2 separate regions of the Mus musculus genome follow, and region 1 is linked to region 2. Evidence: chromatin loops called from intact Hi-C (ENCODE). Cell type or tissue: heart. All regions are shown on one strand. Each heading gives the region's core, and the rest is flanking DNA. Links, peaks and the distances in the headings are about the cores only.

The links. Hi-C counts contacts between places; a loop is a spot of excess contacts. Peaks named below come from ENCODE experiments on the same cell type or tissue, not always from the same donor. Only the 100,000 strongest peaks of a DNase experiment are listed, where the experiment ranks them.
Region 1: a loop joins it to region 2, with 2.2 times the contacts of the local background. A loop is called at or near these places in 3 of 42 quality-filtered maps.

Annotation. Positions count from the first base shown.
Region 1 is chr5:35,699,027-35,702,872 of GRCm38, reverse strand. Sh3tc1 (SH3 domain and tetratricopeptide repeats 1) reads left to right here. Exons shown (of 18, transcript NM_194344.2): 14 at 872-1,022; 15 at 2,166-2,288; 16 at 2,466-2,616; 17 at 2,966-3,162. Among named protein-coding and RNA genes, the nearest start is that of Gm31888, 19 kb to the left of the region's middle. In heart, for the core only: a CTCF peak has its summit at 1,667 (motif pointing left); a DNase peak (open chromatin) is centred at 1,572; H3K27me3 peaks cover 847 bases.
Region 2 is chr5:35,970,175-35,974,020 of GRCm38, reverse strand. All of the region lies in intron 9 of Afap1 (actin filament associated protein 1), which reads right to left. Among named protein-coding and RNA genes, the nearest start is that of Afap1, 79 kb to the right of the region's middle. In heart, for the core only: a CTCF peak has its summit at 1,974 (motif pointing right); DNase peaks (open chromatin) are centred at 1,110, 1,980 and 3,120; H3K27ac peaks cover 971 bases.

The DNA of each region.
Region 1 (3,846 bases), core at 540-3,039, 270 kb after region 2:
GGAAGACCCTGTGAGGAAACAGGAGAGACCCCTGTCCTAGCACAGACTCACAGCAGGAACGGTGGCCTGGAGCCAGACTTCTTGGATACATCCCTGGGCTGCTGTCCATCTCCCCTGGAGCATGTTGTAGTTTCTCAGCCCCACCCAGGCCTCAGGGCCAGCCGCTGCTGAGAGCAGTCCTCTGTAACACTGCAGTATATACAAGTTTAAGAAGCCCTGGTGAATGATCTGAATTCTGCCGTATGCCAATATCTCTCAGAGAATACAGACTGTGTGTTAGGGTTTCTATACCATGACCACAAATAACTTGAGGGAAGAAAGGGTTTATTTTCATTTCCATTTCTATATCATAGCCCATCATTGAGGAAAGAAAGGGCAGGAACTCAAAACACAGCAGGAAGCTGGAAGCAGGGGCTGATGCAGAGGCCATGGAGGAGTGCTGCTTACTGGCTTGCTCAGCCTGATTTCTTAAAATGCCCAGGACCACTAGCCTGGAAGTAGCTCTGCTTACAGTAAGCTGGCCCTCACACATCAATCAAGAAAACATACTGTAGGCTTACCCACAGGCCAGCCTGGTGGGGACATTTTCTCAAATGAGACCCCCTTTTCCCAAATGACTCTAGCTTATGTCAAGTTGACATACAGCTAGCCATTACTGGCTGGATTCAGCATGCTGGGGTTGATGGCACATAGAGGCCTCCTTACACATAGCTGCCCTGTCTTCCCTCGGAAGAACTGCCTTTGTCTTTCCATGCTGTGACTGGGTGCCTGGGGCAGGACATGGTGCTGCCCACGGAGGATTCCTTCAGGTCCTGACCTTCCAGGCCGTTCTGTAGGCAGATCCTGTTCTGATGCCTGTGTCTGACCCCAGGGCCTACAAGTCGGCTCTGGATTACACTAAACGGAGCCTGGGGATTTTCATCGACCTGCAGCAGAAGGAGAAGGAGGCACGCGCCTGGCTGCAGGCAGGGAAGATCTACTATATCCTGCGTCAGAATGAGCTGGTGGACTTATACATCCAGGTGCGCTCAGTGCTGGCAGGGTGCACTGGCTCCCTCCCTCACCACCCAACCCACCTATCTACCCACCCACTGCCCTGCGCCCACCTGCTTATTGACCTAACTGTCTACTCAGCCATTTATTCTGCCCTCTCACCTATCCACCCATCTACTCACTCACCCGTTGACCCACCAGCCATCTATCCACCCATCCATCCTTTCATCCACCTACCCACTCATCCATCCATCACATCTCCTCTTCACTACACATTCATTTGTCCACCCACCCACCTGTGCATCCCCTCATCCACCCATATGCCCATCCACGTGTTCTCTTCACCCGCCCATCACAGTTGTGCACCTTCCCACTCTGGCTTCCTCAATTCCCCTCCATGCCCAGCCTCTCTGATAACCATCTGAGCTCCCCGGGCAGAAGGTGGGCCCCCGCATAGTACCCACCCTTGTCAGTACATAGCAAGTGCTTAGTGTACGTAGGAATGATGTGTCCTCTCAGCTTGCACACAGAAGAGCTTGCTTCGGCAATCTGGACAGATGAGGAGCACAGGCGTGGCATGGTGAAGTGAGGATCTAGGATCCAGGAGCCCAGGGAAGGGCCATCTGACTGGAGATCAAGCAGCTTTGAGCCAGGGTGGGGAGCTAGCGCCACCTGCTGGGAGAGAATATCAAGGTCCTGCCTAGAAGCTGGAGCGAGGGTGTATTTATTATCTCATCACTGAGCAGATGTTTTTTGTGCACCTACTCTGTACCAGGCATTGCAGGCATCCCTGAACACAGCAGAGAAGCCCCAGCCTCAGGCTCTGTCTTGTAGCACTGATGGGAGAGAAGTGGGTATGGATGGGTCAGGAATGAATAGGATATGGTGGGAAACCACAGGAGGGGCAGCCAGCTGTGATTCCAACATAGTGGGCAGGTCAAAAGCCAGGCCCGAGTGCTTCCCTGCTCACCCGGGCAGCCCACACCTGCTAGGCTCTGGGGATGCAGCTGAACTGAAACTTCCTAGCTCTCTGGTCCTGAAAGCTCCTCTCCTCAGAGCCACAAACCCACAGGGACAGAGGGAGGTTGGTGTCTCCAAGTGTGAGACCCATGTCTCAAGAGACACGGCCTTTCCAGAAGGTACAATCTCTAGAGAACGTCTGGTTCTTACAGGTGGCACAGAATGCAGCCCTGTATACTGGGGACCCCAAGCTGGGCCTGGAACTGTTTGAGGCAGCAGGGGACATTTTCTTCAATGGGACCTGGGAGCGGGAGAAAGCTGTGTCCTTCTACCGGGTGAGTGGCCACTCTATGTGGGGGTAACCCCAGCTCCCAGCCTGGGATGTCAGAACAGAACCAACCTCTGTCCCATGGAAAGACCAAAGGGAGGTGACAGTTCCTCACACACATGTGGGCTTAGGAGGAATTTTGCTTGGTGGGTACTGCAGATACCTAACCTCAGTATATGAACAGGACCGGGCACTGCCCCTGGCTGTGACTGTAGGAGACCAGGAAGTGGAACTGCGCCTGTGCAACAAGCTGGTGGCCCTTCTGTCCGCGCTGGAGGCACCCCAGGAGGGCCTGGAGTTTGCCCATGAGGCCTTGGCACTCAGCATCACCCTAGGTGAGTCCTCAGCCCTCAGCTCTGCTTGGCCTCCAGTCCCAGGTGTGGAGGCTTGGCTTCTCCCATCTCCTGCGGGAACAGCTCAGCAGCTCTGCTGAGCCTGCAGTGCCTAGCCCACGGCTGAGCACAGAGCGGGCAGGGACTTAGGAGAGAGCAAAGCTCGGGGGCTTTCTCTGCTTCTTTCTCTTGCTGGGACCACATGCCGGCCCGCTTGCCCTGCTTTCCACACGGAGGGGCGGGCGGCAGGGGTGGGGGGGACTTGGACTTGTGTAGGTTGTCCTCGGCCTGCCTGCCTTACTGGGTAGTGTCCTCACACCTGCCCCTCCACCTGCACACCCCCCTCCCCCAGGTGACCGCCTGAATGAGCGAGTGGCCTACCACAGGCTAGCCACCCTGCACCACCGGCTGGGCCACGGGGAACTGGCTGAGCACTTCTTCCTCAAGGCCCTGTCACTCTGCAGCTCGCCCCTGGAATTCGATGAGGAGACCCTGTACTATGTGAAGGTCTACCTGGTGCTGGGTGACATCATCTTCTATGACCTGAAGGTGGGCAAAAAGGGTTGGGGCTCAGCCTGGGGTACATTCATTGCTCTGTCTGAGTGCGGGGAAGGGTGGGGGCTCAGCCTAGGGTAGAGTCATTGTTCCACCTGAGTGTGGGGTCTACACTGTAGTCACTGTCTCCCAGCAATGGCCTCACGTTCTCTTGGAGCCAGACCTGACTCTGAAAAGTCAGCGAGGTCGGCAGACAGGACTACCCTCTTGTGCTGGTCAGACTTGGCCCTCTCATGTAACAAACAGAAGGCAGAGGGCACCATATTTTCCCAGCAGTGGGAAAGGCACTAGGAAGCTTCCTGAATGCGGTGATTTCTCCCAAAGGAATGGAAAGAGACAAGGACATGTATGAACATTGACCACTCACATAGCAGAATCCAGCCCATACCATGGTGCCTCTTCCAGGAAGCCCACCCAGGATGTCAGCCTTTGTCCACAATTCCTTACTGGAATTCCATGGCATTGCCTTTCCTAGTCACCTAGGAGGGATGGGTGGAGATAATAGCATCCTGCCTCATAGTGAAGGAAACTCAGGTTCAGGAAGGGGTACACTGATCCTAGCCTGCCTCTCTGAATCCTTGCTGGTCACAGCTCAGGCACAGGTGTGAATCCAGGCTATCACACAGGTGCATGCGCACACACTTTGGCTTCCCACATAGCTGAGTACCCTCTCCTCCA
Region 2 (3,846 bases), core at 902-3,401:
AGAAATAAAAGTATCAGAAGATGAAAACTCTCCAGGAAGTGGGAGGCCCGGGGAGTGGTAAACTCCCCAGCGCTGGATATGTTCCAGCAAATGACGGAACGTGGCTGGTATGAGCTCCCCACCCACAGCCCAAGGCCTCCTCCTGGTCTCTATGTCCCATCCCTGCTTGGGGAAGCCAGAGTTTCATCTCCTGGAGAGACTAACCCAGATGAAAGCTGACTGTGGCATCTGTGGCAGTTGTCCTACTATGGCCTCCAACTGTCCCACTGTGCGCACACCATCTCTCCGAGACTAAGAAAGGATTAGACAGGGAAAGGGTGGCCAGCGGGTAAAAAGGAGGATAGTGGAGAAGGCTAGGTGTCGCTCAGCTTCTTCCAGGTCTTGCACACATACGTACTCAGACCCTCAGTGCTCAGATGAAGGTTTGCACACCTCTGATGAGTTTTTCTTCAAGATATATTCCCAGTGAGTACCCACATATGCAAAATGTGAGTCCTTCTCTGGCTGGGGGCCTCCTGAGTCCACACACTCTTAACACTCTAACATGCATCTCTTGCCTCGTGAGGCGAAGAATCTCTGATGTCACAGACACCAAGACAGAAGCCTGTGAGCACCAGAAAAGGGGACTCTTGTGTTCAGGCAGCTTCTAGACATTTTTCTTCAAGGGCCATCTAGGAAGGAGAAGGAAGGCATCTTCAGATGTGGGGTGCCCTACCAGAGGCCATAGCCAGACCTGATGCCTACATAAAATCAAAGACAGATAAGGGGGATTGTTCCCAGTACAGCTGCAGGTTTCGCTTGAGAAACCGCAGCTAAATGATATTATTCTTTTTAAAGGCTTTTAATGTATAGATGGGACTGTTCTGATTCATTACTGTTTTAAAAGGAAGAAGGAAAGCCCTGCTTTAAAACGCAGTCAGACGAACATCTTACTAGAACTGTTTTGAAGGCTATCAACAGCAATCAATCACGCAGAGAGCCAGGCACTAGACCTCTCTGAGTAGACGTCACCTGTATCAACAGAGCCTAAGTGTTTTCTGAGCGCACGCCCACAAACAGGATGGCAGGAAGGCCTGAAGTAACTTGATCTATTCTGGAGACATGGATCACATGTGCATGGGCTCTTTAGCCACTGTTACAGAGCCACTCTGGACGGGGAGTGGAGGCACATGCCTGTGAGCCCAGCATGCAGCAGGGAGGCTCAGAGAGATCATGAGTTCAAAGCCAACCTGGGCTATATAATAAGACCCTGTCTCAACAACAACCAAAACCAGAAACAAACAAACAAACAAAAAACTAACCAGTGTGGTAACATATATTTTCAGTACTCGGGAAGTTGGATGCAGGACATGAGTTCAAGATGAATCTGTATGACACATGATGACCTTGCCTTTAAAAACAAAAAAAGCTCTGAACTCTAGGGCATATGGGCTTCATGAAGCTGCCAGATAGGGAAAAGATGCATCGTGTGTGAGTCGGCTGAGTTGTCTGTGACTGGGCCTAAGCAAGGATTAGAGATCTAGTGGCACAAGACCCTCCAGTGACCGCACTGTAGAGAGCCTCAAGCAGATAGTCTCAGACGCCAGCCTGGACAGAACTGACAGCAGCACCAGCCCACTCCTCGCTCCTCACTCCGGATGGAGTCTGCCCACAGTCATCAGATGCTGCCGCTTTCCCAACATTTCAGCCATAGAAGGATGATTGCATGAGACAGGTCCTCCCTTAAGTTAAAGCATGACTTCATGGGACATTACCATATTTTAATACATTCTTGGGATTTAAGTTTCAGAGAGAGAGAGAAGCAGGAAACTCAGACATGTTCACAGCTGTGTTTGTCAACAGGCCCCCATGGCACCTCACTTTCTCAAGAAGTGATTCCCAAGTTTTCATTTTCTTGGGGAGGGAACACAGAGGTGAATAAGGTCAGGCGGGGATCTGCCAGATCTTCCAGCTAAAGCAGACATCTGCCACCAGAGGGCGGCAGAGTGCAGCCAGGACCTTAAGACCTGGATGTGGACGGGCTTGGAGGCTTCTGGGGAACAATTAGATGAGGGATTTGTTGTTTGATTTTTCCACTGGTTTTTATTCTTTTTCTATTTTTATAACCCCACTTATATTATAGTAATGTGCTAATATATCTTTAAAACTGGGTAATTTCAGTTTAATATTTTGAGATTCTTTCCACTCCAAATTCTACAGAAAGAAAGGCAAGATTAAACAAGGTCTCGTTTGAATTCTAAAGTTAACTCTACAGGCCTCAGAGTCTACCTTTTTCACCCGAGCCTGGGCAGGGCTGAGTGTGCAGATGTGTTTCGTTGACTTTAAAGCACAGCAGGTAAAGAATAGACAGTGGTGGTAACACAGACCCTTAGCCCCTGCCCAGTTCACCTCCCATGTTCACAGAAACCAAGGAACCGTTGGAACCCACATCCCAGACAAGCAGCCCGAATCCCCAAAGCAATGAGTGGCCTTGCCAGCATCTTCTGGGCCCTGCGCTGAGTGATGGTGACACTGCAGAGCAGTGTCATAATCTAGCAATGCAATGAGGCTTGGACCAGTCTGAGCTCCCAGGTGGACAGCAAGAGGAGGCCTTTGTGCTTGTACCTAGGATGATGTGACTAGTATAAGGCACCTGTGTGGGGCAGAGAGAGGGTAGACAGACAGGAGGAGGGCTGGAGGGAGGGTACATTTCCAGGTCTCACGGCTTTGCTTATAGAATAACAAGAACCCTGGGACTTTGTCAGACCATGGAAGGCCAGGAAAAAAAAATCATCTTGGGTTTGGAGTCTTGGTGTGTCTCTTGGGTACATTACCCGGAGGGCTGCAAACAAGCTGCCCAGACCAACACTAATGCATCCCTCAAAGGCCTCTCAAGGGATGAAGATGGCACCTAGGGCCACCCAGCTACCTCTGCAGCTCTGCTCCCCACCCACGAAAGCCCTGCAAGAGCACCCCAGGAAACCACAGCACCCCGTCTAGCTTAACCAGACTGCAGTGCACAGGTGTGCACCAAGCTCAGCTCAGTAATTCCCGGGACCCTTTTCTGCCTGCTCAGCTGCTCTGCCCTTCTGGCCCCATCAGCTTAGCACTGTCTCCCAGCAGCTGCAGGGGCTCAGCTTGGCAGGGTCAGTCCCCCCGGGCCCCAGTCCAGCTCCCTTCCTCTGCTGAGAGCCCTGCAGCTGCTCTGAAAGGCTGAAAATGGCCATTGTTCCCTGTTCCCCTAGAGACACGTACCCTTACCTCTGGTCTGGCAGAGAGCTGCGTGTCCATTTTAGAGTTGTGCGGACAGAGGCCATTGTCTCGGCAGAAGCCAGAGCTGTGACCAGCAAAGTCTCAGGCCCCTGCTCTCAGGATCACCCAAGCTCTCAAGAAACTGACTAGCATGGAGACAGTAATGCTGTGGGCATCTGTGGGCAGGCCTGCAACGCTGTGCTCTTCTGATAAGGAAGTGCCATGACTTACAGGGAGTCAGAGAGTATTGAGGAGTGGAGTCACCCGCTTGTGAGGGCAGGGGCCACCAATTCTGCTGAGGCCCGAGACTCATGACTTCTCTGAGGCACGCCATTCTCCTCTGCAAGAGGAGGGCCCAGACTGTGACCTCTGACCTGCCTTGCCATGTTAATTAATACACAACCATTCCTCCTTAAAGCATTTCTACCTCTAGTCTTGAATCCCGGCGCTCAGGAGACAGATGCAGCAGGCAGATCTCTGTGAGTTCAAGACCTGCCTGGTGTATATGGTGAGACCGTGTCTCAAAAACAATAATTTCTTATTATCTCTAACCTAGATCAGTTGAAAAAAAAAGCAGAAGCTAAACTCTCCTTAACTCCAGACTGCTGTCATCTC